Linked DNA regions of Homo sapiens: region 2 is linked to region 1. Evidence: read pairs that join two places in POLR2A ChIA-PET (ENCODE). Cell type or tissue: PC-9. All regions are shown on one strand. Links, peaks and the distances in the headings refer to the core of each region. The heading gives the core; the rest is flanking DNA. Region 1 overlaps JUN-DT (JUN divergent transcript). Region 2 has its middle 48 kb from the start of HSD52.

Evidence for each region. Peaks named below come from ENCODE experiments on the same cell type or tissue, not always from the same donor. Only the 100,000 strongest peaks of a DNase experiment are listed, where the experiment ranks them.
Region 2: POLR2A ChIA-PET joins it to region 1 with 6 read pairs; 2 of 35 experiments call an interaction of 5 or more read pairs at or near these places.

What each region holds. Positions count from the first base shown.
Region 1 is chr1:58,842,124-58,847,502 of GRCh38, forward strand. The region is part of intron 1 of JUN-DT (JUN divergent transcript); the gene reads left to right. Among named protein-coding and RNA genes, the nearest start is that of LINC02777, 59 kb to the right of the region's middle. In PC-9, for the core only: no CTCF peak of the experiment used is centred there; a DNase peak (open chromatin) is centred at 2,278; H3K27ac peaks cover 2,062 bases.
Region 2 is chr1:59,191,989-59,197,375 of GRCh38, forward strand. No RefSeq gene overlaps it. Among named protein-coding and RNA genes, the nearest start is that of HSD52, 48 kb to the left of the region's middle. In PC-9, for the core only: no CTCF peak of the experiment used is centred there; no DNase peak of the experiment used is centred there.

The DNA.
Region 1 (5,379 bases), core at 380-5,379:
ACAACTGGGTGGCTTAAAAATGACAGAAATATATTGTCTCACAGTTCTGGAGGCCAGAGTCCAAGATTAAGGTATTGGCAGGGTTGGTTCCTTGAGAAGGCTCTGAGGGAGGATCTGTTCCATGCTTTTCTCCCAGCTCTGGTGGCATTCCTTGACTTGTAGATGTATCCCTCCAATGTCTATCTCTGTCTTCATACTGCCTTCTCTGTGGATCTCTCCCCTTGTCTATTCTGATAAGGATATTTATCATTAGAGTTAGGGCCTACTCTGATCCAGGATGATCTCACTTTGAGATCATTAACCATGTCTACAGAGACCCTTTTCGAAGTAGGATTACATCCACTGGTTCCAGGGGGACATTATTTTTGGGGGGACCCCATTCAACCCACAGCAGGAGGCAATAATAAAGTTAGATAAACAAGCAGTTACATGATTGCACATTGTGATGAGCAGTGAGACAGGAGAGTAAACCCACAAAGCTGCAGAATAAAGATAATACAGCTGTTGAATACTTAATTTCTCCGAACCTCAGATTCTTTACCTGGAAAAATGAAAATAATAATGCCAAACTCATAAAGAAGTAAGGATGGAAGGATTCAATTACTTAGGAGTTAAGTTGTTGATTAAATACATGAAAATGTCACTGGCAAATAGTTGTTTATTAGGATTTTTTTTTTCTCCACTGGCTTCCAAATTTCCTCCTCTTCCTTCCTTCATTCATTCACTCATTCATTCATTTATTCAATATATTTTGAGCTCTTTCTCTGTACTAGATTTTTTCCTAGGCCCTGAGAATGCTGTAGGGAACAAAATAGATAAATTTTGGTTCCTCATTGGGCTTACATTTTCATCATTGTGATGGTTAATTTTATGTGTCAACTTGACTGAGCTGTGGGGTACCTAAGTATTTGGTCAGACATTCTGAGTGTTTCTGTGAGGGGTTTTTGCATGAAATTAAATTGGCAGACTGAGTAAAGCAGATCGTCCTCCCAAATGTGGGTGAGCCTCATCCAATCAGTTGAAGGCCTGAGTAGAACAAAAACCCTGACCCTCCCCTGCATAACAGAGAATTCTTCTTGCCTAATGGTCTTTGAACTGGGACATTGGCTTTTTCCTTGCCTTTGGATTCAAATAGGAAGAATGGCTCTTTCTGGTTCTCAAGCCTGAAGGCCGTTGCTCTGTAGCTATACTATCAGCTCTCCTGGTTTTCAGGCCTTTGGGCTTAAACTGAAACTAAACCATGGCTCTTTTGGGTCTTCAGCTTGTGGACTCATCTTGCTTATCTTGAGACTATCCTGCCTCCATAATTGTGTGAGCCAATTCCTTATGATAAATCTCTGTCTCACTCTGTACATGTATACACATTCTATTGGTTCTGTTTCTTTCAAGAACCCTAACATATAGAATCATCTTAATCATCTTCATCCCCTTTGTATTTGTCCAGTGCCTTCTTCATCCATTAGCTCTTTTTATCCACAAAACAGCATTGTGAAGTAGGCAGAGCAAACATTTTGAAAATACCCATTTTACAGAGGGAATCTGAGTCCTAGGGAGGGTTCCCTTTAACTGCTATGCCATGGTGCTGACTCCGCCATGGGAGAAATATAATGTCCCTGTGGCCAGAGGGCACATAGGTAGCTGGATAAAAAGGTTGTGCGTTGTGCTCAAGTCAGGTTTCTTTTTCTTTTTTTTTTTTCTAGATGGACTCTCACTCTGTCGCCCAGGCTGGAGTGCAGCAGTGTGATCTTGGCTCACTGCAACCTCTGCCTCCCGGGTTCAAGCAATTCTCCTGCCTCAGCCTCCAGAGTAGCTGGGAATACAGGTGCACACCACCATGGCTGGCTAATTTTTGTATTTTTTTTAGTTTCACCATGTTGTATTTTTTTTTTTTTTTAGTTTTTTGATTGTTTGTTTATTTTTGTTTTGTTTTAGTTTCACCATGTTGGCCAGGCTGGTCTCAAACTCCTGACCTCAGGTGATCCCCCTGCCTCGGCCTCCCAAAGTGCTGGGATTATAGGCATGAGCCACTGCGCCTGGCCTTAAGTCAGATTTTTAACCCTTTTTAACAAAAGAGCAGTATTTTGATGATGATTATGATTTTTTTTTCTTGTGGCCAGAGTGGAAAAACAATCACTCTCCTCTTTGATTTTTAATATAGCATTGGTCATCAATTAGAAACCTCTTAAGATTTCCTGGGAAAGGAATATGACACTGCTAAGATATGGGCTAGGCAAGTCTTGTGACATAATATGTAAGCAAGATATTCTAGAAATGCCTCAACTAAACTAAAAAAAAAAATCTAGATGAGTCATGGAGACTCAGGTTTAAAATGATTTTAGAATGTATCAATTCTGGTCCCTTTCTTATATAGCGGAGGAGTTAATTGGCTTACCAAGGTCCACACCTTAAAAGTAATATATTGACATTATTTCAAAGATAGCTTGACTTCCAATCCATTGCCCTATTCATTATTTAATGCTTATGTGGTGAATGCAGACTGTCCTTCCTTCTCCCAGCTCTTGGTGTATTGTATGCCACCCCTGTGGAGTGGGAAAGGAATGGTGGTAGAAAAGGTGTTTATACTCATTTTTCCATATTTCTGTGCCCATAGATGATGCTTTGAAATGCAGGTTATCACTCTTGGCCCTGCATTTGTGAGAAAAAATATTTTGGAGTCAAACAGACCTGAGTTTCAATCCAGCTCCTTGCTTGCTTATTGCAGAAGAATGGTCGAATTATGTAATATCTCAAATCTCAGATTCCTTATTCATTAAATAGACCTGGTGGCTGTATTTACTATTCTAATTTTCATGTGAAACTATGAGATAATGCATGTGAACCTGTCAGCACAATGCCTGACATAGTAAATACTCGATAAACAATACCAATCACAATTGTCCCTCGGTATCCATGGGGGATTGGTTCCAAGATCACTGCAGATACCCAAATCTGAGGATGGTCAAGTCCCTGATATTAATCTGATATAAAATGGTGTAGTATTTGCATATAACCTACACACATCCTCCTGTATACTTTAAAGCATCTCTAGATTACCTAATACAATGTAAATGCTGTGTAAATAGTTGTTATACTGCATTTTTTAAAAAAGTATTATTTTTATTGTTGTTATTTATTATTATTATTATTGTTTTAAATATTTTTGATCTGTGGTTGGTGAAATCTGAGGATGTGGAATCCATAGATATTGAGGGCTGACTATTAATAAGGTAAAATTCCAGCATTGAGGGATGTTGAGTGGGGGCCAGTGGGGCCAAGAGCACACACTAGGTCTTCAAGGCTAGGTTCAAGGCTGCCTTCCCTGGCCACTCCAGTTAGCAGTGAGTGCTTTCTCATGGTGCCTGCCATACATGTTGTTTTATATTGTCCCTGTATCACTATGAGATGTCTTTCTTTTCTGACCCAAGGTTTTTTATGTGCAAAATGGGGCAGGGCAAGGAGGGGAATTATCTACCTCACAGAAGTTTTGAGAGATTTAATTGAGTATGAAAGTACTTGGCAAACTGAGCAGTGGGAACAAACTTTCATTTGTTCATTCATTCATTCACTTACCACATGTTTATTAAGGAAAAGCTGCTGTATATTGGCATTATGTGTGGTTGACGCTGGGAAAGCATTAGTAAAAAAATCTTGTCTGTCTTCTAGAACTTCATTGTTAAGTAAGAAAGAAATTTCAATATAACTCTAATATGAGATTTTTATTATTTTAATAATTATTGTCATCTAATTTCTTGGTATAGATGAAAGCTCTGGGATGGCAGATACCTTCATGAATATTACTGATAAAACATGTCAAGGGGTCAAACCAGGAAATGGCACAAGTGAAACTTGCAGAATATGATCATGCCATTCCCCTGCTTAAGGTTCGTCAGTAGCTCCAAGGATAAAATCCCAGCTTCTGAGCAGGGCATTTTCGAGGTCCTTCTTCATCTGACTGCTGCCTCCTTATGCCATCAGGCCCTTCCCCATGCTGTTTCCTCTGTTGAGGATGCAGTTCCTCCTTTTCTTCTCTGCTCAGCAAACCCTAGTGGTCTTGTAAGACACCACCTCCTCCCAGGGCCCTTTCACTACTCCTCTAGGGAAGATCGACACCTGTGAGCTCAGGGACCTGTGGCTGCCTCCATTAAAGTGGCAACTGCCACCTTTTATATATTTGTCTGCACCCCCTGGTAGATGGAGAGCTCTTTATGCTAGCGACTTTGTGTCCCTAACACCCGACACGGAACCTGGGACACAGAAGGCTCGGTGTGTGTTTGTGGAGTGAATGAGCACACGTGTGAACGAGTGTCAGTCATTCTTTGCTACCTTCTCAAGTCTTGGGTTGAATACATTAGTTAAAAGATCAATTAAAGTGAATTGGGAAGCAAAAATTACTTCTTTGCCACTGCCAAGATGAGAAACGTGATTTTCAACCAAGGCTCCTCAGAACTGTTTAAATCTGTGGCTATCATAAATATGGGTATGGATTCCAAGGATAACAAGAGAAGCTGAAGCCCACCAGGAGAGGGAGAACTCTATGACTCCTTTCTCTCCAAAGAGGGCTCAGAAGTTTTTCTCAGTGTTGCCAATATCAGAAGAGGAGAAGAATGCTCCATGTCACCAAGCATCTACAACCCTAGACTAAGGACTTTCATGCTGTTGTTTAAGAATTACCCTCTGAGCCGGGCCTGGTGGCTCACGCCTGTAATCTCAGCACTTTGGGAGGCTGAGGTGGGCAGATCACCTGAGGTTAGGAGTTCGAGACCAGCCTGGCCAATATGAAGAAACCCCGTTTCTACTAAAAATACAAAATTAGCTGGGTATGGTGGCGCATGCCTGTAATCCCAGCTACTCAGGAGGCTGAGGCAGGAGAATCGCTTGAACCTGGGAGGCGGAGGTCGTGGAGAGCCAAGAACACGCCATTGCACTCCAGCCTGGGCAACAAGAGTAAAACTCCATCTCAAAAAAAAAAAGAGAAAAATTACCCTCTGTAATTTAATTTTCTCCTGGCATCCCCATGGTATAATTCATCGAAATTTTGTTGTGGGGTCCAGAAGGGCTGTATTGGAATCTTGGTTCTTCTACTTGCTAGTTTTGTGACTTTGGGACCCCTCTGAGCCTTGGTTCCTCCTTTGTAACACACTCATCTTACATCATGGTGAGCCAAATCCCATAGAATGACATCTGTACCATGTAGCCCAGTGTCTCATACACATCCAATAAGTGTGGGCTCTCTTTCTTCCCCATCACAGAAACTCACTCTGAACATGCTTCCAATTGTTACCATTGATGATTTATTTATGTTTGAGTCTGGGAAGGTGTTTCTTGAAATCTGATAGCAATGACAATGACAACTGAGTTCATCATATGGAGTGATTACTG
Region 2 (5,387 bases), core at 55-5,054, 350 kb after region 1:
GAGAAAGAAGAGAGGCCACATTGCTTGGGTTCCCTATGGCTTTCTTTGTTGCAGTTGTTGTCATTTTCAGGGCTCTTCCCTGTAACTCATTCATGAACTTCATTTTGATAAGTCACACTTATATCTTATGATGAATTTCTCTATTTAGTTTATACTAGCATTAGTTGGTTTCTGTTGCTTGCAACCAAAGGAACTTGGCGCAATTCACGTTCACCTTTCTGAGCATTAGTTTGTTCACCTGAAAAATTACAATAGTGATGCTGAGTTACAGGATTGTTGAAAGCATCAAATGGATGTGGGAAATGCTGTAAAATGGAATATTATTGCAGGAAAGAGATACCATGGATGGAACAAAATGGCCAAGAGAGAAATTTTGCTCTAAACTTTTTAAATGCTGATTAGAAAAATAATGATAGAAACTAACCAGTAATTTATCAGAATATACCAGACACTGTTTTAAGTATTTCATTCATGTTGACTTCTTTAATATTCACATCAAGTTCATTTTGCACAGGTTTTATTCTTATCTTCCATTATGCAGTTGAGGAAACTAAAATGTAAAGGAGGTTTAATAATAGGATGTAAAAAAAAATTAACTGGGCATAGTGGCGCATGCTTGTATTATCAGCTACTCAGGAGGCTGAGGCAGGAGAATTGCTTGAACCTGGGAGGCGGAGGTTGCAATGAGCCCAGATTGTGCCACTGCACTCCAGCCTGGGCAACATAGCGAGACTCCAACTCAAAAAAATAAAAATAGTAAAAATAATAAGATGTAAAAGGGACCTAAAAGCCAAGGTCACATAATACTAAGTGGCAAAGTAATATTCTTGGCATTTATATCTATTTTCTAATCAGTAAAATGTCACAAATAATAGATATTCCGGGATGGTGCTTTGAGAATAAACTAAGATGTCTTCATGATATATATGGCCCATAATAAGAGATAATTAAATAATCACTTTCATAAGAATACTCATCATAAAGCTATTTCCTTGTTGCATTGCAAATGAAGAAAATAAGACATGAAATTATGAAGAGGTAAATTTCAAATAAATAAAAGGCAATTATGTTTACACAGCAGGAGATGGACTCTTAAAGCCAATTAACCCAAGTGAGGAATAGGCTTGAAAATCTGTAGTACTTACCATGAAACATGGCCTCAGGCAACCTCAGATTAACAGCTCTCTGGCTGACTCTTTCTAGGGCAATGAATACACCCAACTCTGCAGTACCTGTTGTCAATACAATCTGTTTTTTCTTTTATTCTCAGCCTTGAAAATGGCATGTCTCCACTGATATAAAGTAGAGGGAGACAAAGACACTGAGAATTACTATATACTATTGTATCTTGGAGGTTCTGTGGGCATGATGTCATGTTATAAATGAAAAATGGGAGCTCTAAGAGGTAAAGGAACATGGCTTCAGTCTAACAACCAGTCAATGGAAGAGTTGGATTTCAAATACAAGTCTTTACAACCTCAAAGTGCCAGCTTTCCTACCCTCATACCTTGCGATTCCTTGTTAGGTACCTTAGCTGCTTACCAAGTTATCTAATGTCAATAATTCAAAACAACCATAAACATTTATTATCTCACAGCTGCTGTGAGTCAGAAATTCAAGAGCAGCTTAGCCAGGTGGTTCTGGCTTGGGGTTTGTCATGAGGCGACAGCTGAGATATCAGTCAGGTCTACAGTCATCTGAAGGCTTGACTGGGGCTGGAGGATCTGCTTCCAATTGATATGGCTGGCAGTTTGGTGCTGGTTGTAGGAAGGAGGCCTTGGTTCCTCTCCATGTAGGCTTCTCCATAGTTTACTTGTTTCCTCACAGCATGGAGGCTGACTTCCCCCAGAGCAAGCAACTGAAGAGAAACAGTGCCAGGTGGAAGCTATCCTTTTTATGACCTAACCTCAGAAGTCACATAGCATCACTTCCACCACATTTTATTAATTAGAAATAAATCTCTAAGTCTGACCCACATTCATGGGAGGGAAACTAGGTTTTGCCTTTTAAAAGGAGGAGAATTATGGTCTTGATTTAAGACCACCACACTTCGCAACATGAGAATGAACTGGCAGCTCTGTAATGAGTTACCTGTCCTCCGCTTTGAAGGAGTCAGAGGCTTCCAATATGTGTCAGGTTAAAGATCAAAATCCTCAGCATGGCCAACAAGGTCATGCATGCTCTGCCCCTTGCATGCTCTTAGTCTCAAACAAGGTCTTTCCTCACTTTCTATCAACACTTGGACTACTTTTATTTATCCTAAAATGCCACGCTTTTCCCTGCCTGAAGGCCTCTGCAGAGATGTTTGCTTGGCCCTCTGTGTCCTCTCTTGACTTCCTTTTGCCTTGTTAACATTCACACATCCTTCAGATCCTGTCAGAGGCTTTCATAAATCTTTGGATTGTTCTAATAATATTTTTTTCATTTACAGTTAGGTATAGGTGTGATCATTTGACCCATTTGTTTTTCCTACTAGTTTTTAGTCTGTATTGAGACTGCATCTATTTTTTACTCACTGTTATATCCTCAGGATTTTGAATACTGCTGAGCACATAATGTATATTCAATCAACTAAAAATGTGTTGAATGAATGAATGCCTAGACAGCGTTCTTCTCATAGCTGGAGGTGTGCAAACACAAATGGTCCCATCTCTTTACAAGTGTGTTTCAGGGGAGATTTTAGCATCCAATCAGGGTTGACTGGATGACTTTTGAGGTTCCTTTACTTCAGAAGAGTATTTGAAATTCTGTTAGTCTGTGATCCTCTAGTCTCCACTCACTGGCCAGCAAACTCTGCCTCCTTGGCTGACTCACCTGTGGCCCAGCTCTTCCCGCTCCAAAGACACACCCTCTCATGAGGTAGCATATCTTAGGCTGAGCTAAGATAGGGTCACATCAAGCACAAGGAAAGGCTGTTTTGGAAGCCTCTGGGAACAGCTGCCTGGTGCTCTGAGGGGGCGCAAGTGATTGGGTCCTCTGTGACTCCTTTAAGAAACTTTACAAGGTTAAGGTTTGTTCTAAAAATAAGCCCACAAGGCTTTTTTAAAAGCTTCTAAAACCATATGTCCACAACAGCCATTTTTTGAAGGGCCAGTGAGCCTTTAAAACCTTCAAAACCCACTACTTGGCCTGCCTCCCATAGTGGGGAAAGTTCAATATGTGGTGTATTTAAAAACAGACCTGCTTTTAAGTCTTCTAGAATCTGCACCTGAAACATTCTGCTCCTATCAAAGTGGTTCAAGATGGAGATCAGCAAGTATGAGGCTTGTTTCACATTCATCTGGAGGCCACATTCATCCCACAGTGAACAATGACCCCAAATAGCCACAGAACTGCAATTAGTTGCCTGTAGAGAGATTAGTTCAAGTCATTCTTTCCTGTTGACTCTCTTCTCCCATAGATATCTTCATACTATAGCATGTTGTGGACAATTCCATCCAAGTGCATAAGCACACATACACACACACACACACACACACACACACACGAACCATGGTGTGTCCAAGAAAAATGTCCACCCAGATGGAGTGCTTATCTGATTGTCAGTAGCAAGTAGGATGGAGCATTCATGTGTTAAATTGCTTTCTCCCTTTCTTTCTTCTCTCCCTTCCTCCCTCTCTTCCTTCTTTCCTTCCTTCATTTCTTCCTTCCTTTTTCTCTTTCTTTTTTTCACTTCTTTCTTTCCCTTTCATTTTTTGACTAATATAAGAGCCAATCATGTGCCACATACTGAAAATCTACATTTTGATGGGAAGGCAGGGATTAGAGGTTAGTGGGGAGCAGTAGAAAGGATATCTTGATTAATCAGAAATGCACCCTCCCCAAAGACATGTTACGATTTGTAGAGGGTTGGAGAGGGGTGGGGATGTGGTACGCCATATTCCAGGCTCCTTGAATGCTTCAAATCTCAATAAGGAAGTTTTTAAATAGATAAGGAAACTGAGACCCAGAAAGGTTAACAGTATTGTGGATGATCCCTCGGGTCTATTAGCCTCTATGTATACATGTCTTGCTGCTTCCCTAGCAGAAGAAATCTAGCCATTTATAAACAGCTTACCTAGAGTGGGGACAGGGCTCAGTGTTAAGAGAGGTATCAGTATGACATCATATGGGTGTGCAGAGGAAAGCAAAATCCCTTCCAGCTAACAGGACCAGGGAAGGTCCTAATGTAGCTCACTGGGGCCATGGTAAGGTGGATTATCTCTTCCCTAAACCAGAGAGCTCACTTCAGTCTTCTTTCCGTGCAAGTGAAATATCTCCGGTTTCTTAACAAACATCAAAAGTCAGGCTGGGCACAGTGGCTCATGCCTGTAATCCCAGCACTTTGGGAGGTCAAGGCAGGAGGATCACTTAAGGTTAGGAGTTTGAAACCAGCCTGGCCAAGATGGCAAAACTGTCTCTACTAATAACACAAAAATTAGCTGAATGTGGTGGCGGGTGCCTGTAAGCCCAGCTACTCGAGAGGCTGAGGCAGGAGAACCTCTTGAATCCTGAAGGCAGAGGTTGCAGTGAGCTGAGATCATGCCAGTGCAGTCCAGCCTGGGTGACAGAGCAAGACTCCATCAAAAAAAAAAAAAAAAAAAAAAGCCACCCAAGAGAGATGATTGCGTACTTACTTCCACTCAGTTAAAGCATCATCAGAGGGAAGGTACCAATCCTTCTTCTATGACATTTTGACAGATTCTCACCCAGCTTGTGCTCACATCCCCAGTGACAGAGACCTTACTACCTCATAAGGTAAGACAGTTCTGGGCAATTTAGACTATTACTGACTTATTCTCTCTGTCAAGCCACAATCTGTCTCCCTGTGTTTCCACCCACTGGTTCTATATTCTGCAGTTGGAACATCAAACTGGTTGACTCCTATGATCATAATAGCCCTACAATACATGAAGACACTTTTCACTTGCTCCCTGGATGCTTCTCTTCACCAAACTAGACATCCCTGATTCATCCTGGTATAAAGAGGTAGTATGATGAGGTAGAAAGTACATTGATTCCAGAAAGGGACTTAATATTAGAGGCATGAATCCTGGCTTCACCACTTAAGAATTATAGATCTTTGGGCAATTGATTTCACCTCATGAAGCTTTAGTTTCCTTATCTGCAAAACAGTGATAATAGTATCTATCATAGAGGGCTACTGCAGAGATAAATTGAAATAATCTATGTGAAACTATTATCAGAATGCCTGGAGTAAAGGAAGCATATAGAAGATGTTACCTAGTGTCAGAGGGAAATCCTGAGAATTGAAGTATTTCTTCCGTTTGGGTGCAGAAAACAATGAGCGGAGAACTCACTTCAAAGAATCATGGCACTGAACAGGTTCTTGGGAACCCACAGCAGTTGTGTGTGGACTGAAAGTCTCAGGTGCATTCTTTGTTTTT